2 separate regions of the Homo sapiens genome follow, and region 1 is linked to region 2. The links are chromatin loops, found by intact Hi-C in ENCODE. Cell type or tissue: HepG2. All regions are shown on one strand.

The links. Peaks named below come from ENCODE experiments on the same cell type or tissue, not always from the same donor. Only the 100,000 strongest peaks of a DNase experiment are listed, where the experiment ranks them.
Region 1: a loop joins it to region 2, with 2.7 times the contacts of the local background. A loop is called at or near these places in 10 of 110 quality-filtered maps.

What each region holds. Positions count from the first base shown.
Region 1 is chr1:109,276,336-109,278,835 of GRCh38, reverse strand. No RefSeq gene overlaps it. Among named protein-coding and RNA genes, the nearest start is that of PSRC1, 5.6 kb to the left of the region's middle. RefSeq lists enhancers at 931-990, 1,075-1,369, 662-1,411. In HepG2, a CTCF peak has its summit at 1,220 (motif pointing left); a DNase peak (open chromatin) is centred at 1,215.
Region 2 is chr1:109,344,398-109,346,897 of GRCh38, reverse strand. It overlaps SORT1 (sortilin 1), which reads left to right. Exons shown (of 20, transcript NM_002959.7): 8 at 1,017-1,147. Among named protein-coding and RNA genes, the nearest start is that of MYBPHL, 39 kb to the right of the region's middle. In HepG2, no CTCF peak of the experiment used is centred here; a DNase peak (open chromatin) is centred at 1,347.

The DNA of each region.
Region 1 (2,500 bases), 68 kb after region 2:
CAGGGGCCTGAATAGGCCCTAGGGCCTTGAGATTCCAGCTTATCAGGCTGTGACTGCTCCCCTTGTTGGCATTAGACAAGGACAGGCTGCCTTTCCCCAGGTCTCAGGTATCATTGGAAGGTCCAGATGAAAGTTAAGTGTAGCTTAATTCACAGTATGTGAGGCTATTAAGCTAGGATCTAGGTAGATTCTTATTTATATCCTAAACTTGAATGTCCTTTACTGGCAAAATAATGGAGCCTCCTAGAAACGCACCAGCTTCTTGTTTGCTCTCCCTGTGAGACGTGAAGGCCCTTTGGTGGTGTTCATCTTCCCTGATCACCTCAGCCAGAGCTGCTGGAACACCTAGTCAGGCTCCAACTAACATCACTGGGGTTGTCTGTGCTCTCCTCATCTCCCCTGTTAGACTTGGGGGTGAGCGTCAGGATCCGGAAACCTCTGCAGTACCCTAGTGTTGTGACCTGTGTGTAGCAGAGCATTTAGTTTATTTATTCAGAAGATATTCGAGTGCAAGATGGTGTTTGTTGAAGGAATAACAAAGACACGTTTAACAGATTTGGTGTAGGGCCTCCCTTTTTTTGCAGCCTTTAACTCTAGTAATCAGAACCAATTCAATTCCTTCTGAGTTTTGAGGAAACTTCCCTCCCTGAAGGTCAGGCCATGACTTGAGAAAAGCAGCAGGTAAGTGGGCAAAGAGAAGTGGGACTGCCAGCTGGTGCCCCCACCCATGCCTATTTGGCCATAAATGCCTGACTTAGGCACCAAAGTGTCCTTGCCCTGTCCCTGGAGCCAGAGGCCCATCACTGCTTTCCCCTTTTTGTGGCTGATTCCAAGGTTCACCTGGCACATTCACCTACTTCAGTGACAATGCCTAGATATGCACCTTTCCCTGAATTCTGCAGCAACTCCCGCAGCCTCTGGGATTCCAGGAATCGGTGGGAGGGAAGGGGTATGCAGACAGACACGGAGTATTCAGCTCTGGAGAAATTTGGCGTAAGGCAAGAAACCTCAGGTGTGCTTCCCAGCTGCGCCCTGCACTGGTGTCTAGTGAGCAGGGCCTGTTGGTGGCTCCTGGGCCAATAGAAGCACTGGAAGGTCAGCAGGCTTAGGTACACACCTGGGTGAGGCCAGAAGGTGACATGTTTGTGTGGAGCCATGTCCAGGGTGGGTCCTTAGAGGCAAAACAAGCTGCAGACCCATGTGTTGTTGCCACCTGGCGGCTGGAGAGGGCATGGCACATCCTGTTCGCCCTCTTGGTCAGCCTTGAGTTTTGTCCCCACCCCACCTCCTCCCACTCTAAACCTGCTTCAGCAGCACTTTCAGTAAGCAGTGCCAGTCAGGGAGGAGGCCCTCCTGCCATGGCTGCCCTTCTTGTTCAGCCACCTGCCTGTCTCCTTCCCTTTGGGCCTGGCTTTCTACTTTTTCTCTCTGTGCACTCTTCCATTGCACCCAGTAGCAACAACACAGAAAGCCAGTGTTTACTGGCCTCTTACTATGTACTATGAACTCTTCCAAGCACTCTACATGTGTTAACTCACTTAATCCTCATAAAAGCTCAATTAGGTGGATGCTTTTATCATCATCCTCATTTTGTGGGCAGAGAAACTTAAGGCTCAGAAAGATTAAGTCATTCAGTCTGGTTCTAGGGTTTGTGTCCTTTTTTTTTTTTTTTTGAGACAAGGTCTGGCTCTATTACCCAGGCTGGAGTGCAGTGGTGCGATCTTGGCTCACTGCAGCCTCTACTTCCTGGGTTTGAGCCATCCTCCCACCTCAGCCTCCCTAGTAGCTGGGACTACAGGCATGCACCACCACAGCTGGCTTTTTTGTATTTTTTGTAGATATGGGTTTCACCATGTTGGCCAGGCTGGTCTCTTAACTCCTGGCCTCAAGTGATCCACATGCCTTGGCCTCCCAAAGTATTGGGATTACAGGCGTGAACCACTGCCCAGCTAGGGTTTGTGTTCTTAATCATCACCCTATATTGTCCCCAGGTTAACTCCCTTTCTAGTTTTTTTGTTTGTTTTGAGATGGAGCCTCGCTCTGTCACCCAGGCTGGAGTGCAGTGGCACGATCTCAGCTCACTGCAATCTCCACCTCCCAGGTTCAAGTGATTCTCCTGTCTCAGCCCCTGGAGTAGCTGCGATTACAGGCATGTACCACCGCACCCAGCTAATTTTTTTGTATTTTTAGTAGAGACAGAGTTTCACCATGTTGCCCAGGCTAGTCTCAAACTCCTGATCTCAGGTGATCTGTCCACCTCGGCCTCCCAAAGTGCTGGGATTACAGGCATGAGCCACCGCACCCAGCTGCCTTTCTAGTTTATTGAATGGAACTTCGACAAACACAAAACTTGGAACTAGGCCGGATGCGGTAGCTCATATCTGTGACCCCAGTTTGGGAGGCCAAGGCGGGAGGATCACTTGAGCCTAGGAATTCAAGACCAGCCTGATCAACATAGTGAGACCCCGCCTCTATTAAATTTAAAAAGCATATATACTTT
Region 2 (2,500 bases):
TCAAGGACAGCTTGGGCAATGTGGCAAGACCCCCAGCCCTTAAAAGAAAAGAAAAGAAAACTCAAGACAATTTAAAATAGGATAAGATAATTCCAAACTGTGCCATGAAGAAAGTAAAGCAGCATGCTGTGGCTTTTTTTTTTTTTTTTTTTTGAGACGGAGTCTTGCTCTGTCGCCCAGGCTGGAGTGCAGTGGCGCCATCTCCGCTCACTGCAAGCTCCGCCTCCTGGGTTTACACCATTCTCCTGCCTCAGCCTCCTGTGTAGCTGGGACTACAGACGCCTGTCACCACGCCCGGCTAATTTTTTGTATTTTTAGTAGAGATGGGGTTTCACCGTGTTAGCCAGGGTGGTCTTGAACTCCTGACCTCGTGATCCACCCGGCTCGGCCTCCCAAAGTGCTGGGATTACAGGCGTGAGCCACCGCACCCGTCTGCTGTGGCTTTGATGTTTTTATGAAACACTGTATTAGAATTAAGTAATCTCTTACCTTTCCATTGAGCATAAAATCTGAAATGTATAAAATAAAACACAAATATGAATTGCCTATATCTAATGCTGTATCACTTTTTTTTTTTTTTTTTATGAGACGGAGTCTTGCTCTGTCATACAGGCTGGAGCACAGTGGCGCGATCTCTGCCCACTGAAAACTCTGCATCCCGGGTTCACGCCATTCTCCTGCCTCAGCCTCCCGAGTAGCTGGGACTACAGGCGCCCACCACCACGCCTGGCTAAATTTTTTTGTATTTTTAGTACAGATGGGGTTTCATGGTGTTAGCCAGTTTGGTCTCTATCTCCTGACCTCGTGATCCGCCCACCTCAGCCTCCCAAAGTGCTGGGATTACAGGCATGAGCCACTGCGCCTGGCCGCTGTATCACATTTTATGTTGTCACTTGATTAACATGCATAGTATTTAAAATGCTTTAGCTATAAAATTAAGATTGATTCTAAAACAACTGCTTTGAACTAGGCTCACCAGTAAGTGAAATTTTAATTAATATTTTGTCTTGTTTAAGAAGCTGACCTTGGGGCTCTGGAATTATGGAGAACTTCAGACTTGGGAAAAAGCTTCAAAACTATTGGTGTGAAAATCTACTCATTTGGTCTTGGGGGACGTTTCCTTTTTGCCTCTGTGATGGCTGATAAGGTAGGTATTGCCCTCTCCCCTTTGGGGTCTGATATTTCTGCAAATATCTCTCGTATAGATTCTCTTTATTACTTGGCATTGACAGAGTTTCTTGTCTTTTTGTTATATTTAGTACCACTGTGAGTGTTAGGGGTGATTCTTTTTGCAAAGGCTGATTGACTGATAGGCTACTCTGCACTTTGGCCTTCTGTCACCATGTGAATTCTGTTATCTTTTTTGGGATTTTTTTTTTTTTTGAAACAAAGTCTCTCTCTGTTGCCTAGGCTGGAGTGCAGTGACGCAATCTCGGCTCACTGCACCCTCCGCCTCCCAGATTAAAGCAATTCACCTGCCTCAACCTCCCAAGTAAGTGGGACTATAGGTGTGCACCACCACACCCGGATAATTTTTGTATTTTTAGTAGAGATGGGGTTTTGCCATGTTGGCCGGGCTGGTCTTGAACTCCTGAGCTCAGGTGATCCCCCCGCCTCAGCCTCCCAAAGTGCTGGGATTATAGGCGTGAGCCACCGCGCCCGGCCAGGATATTTTGATCCAGTGTTTGGGCATTACTCAGACAATGGACATCTGTAGAAAGCAATCTCTTGCTCATTATCCAAGAATAAAAATACAATTAGATAACATTAATTGAGTGCCTACTATATGCTAGGTACTATTCTAAGTCCCAGGAATATGGCAGTGAACAAAACAGATGAATTTCCTGCTCTCAGAACTTATGTTTAAGGGGGAAAATAAATACTCAAAAAATAAATATGAAGGCTGGGGGTAGTGGCTCACACTTGTAATCTCAGGACTTTGGGAGGCTGAGGCGGGTGGATCCCTTGAGCCCAGGAATTCAAGACCAGCCTGGGCAACATGACAAAACCCTGTCTCTACAAAAAATAAGAAAATTAGCCAGGCATGGTGGCATGTGCCTGTAGTCTCAGCTACTTGGGAGGCTGAGGTGGGAGGATCATCTGAGCCTGGGGAGGTTGAGGCTGCAGTGAGCTGTGATCATGCCACTGCATTCCAGCCTGGGTAACAGCACAAGACCCTGTCTCATAAATAAATATAAATGTGAGTGTGTGTGTATCAGGTAATAATTAAAGCCGCGAAGAAATCTAAAACAGTAAGAAAACAAAGTGTCAGGAGTCAGTGCTCTTTTAGACAGACTGTTTAGGATGGGCTCTCTGAGACCTAAGTGAAACAAGAACTTGACCATGTGGCCATCTGGGAGGAGAGTAGGATGAGGCACAGCCAGTGCAGAGACCCTCAGACTGGAGCATGCCCGATCAATCCAAGCAAAGGGGAGAAGGGCAGTATGGGGGGAGCACAGAGAATAATAGTCCAAAGTGGGGCCAGAGGGGGCCTGGCCAG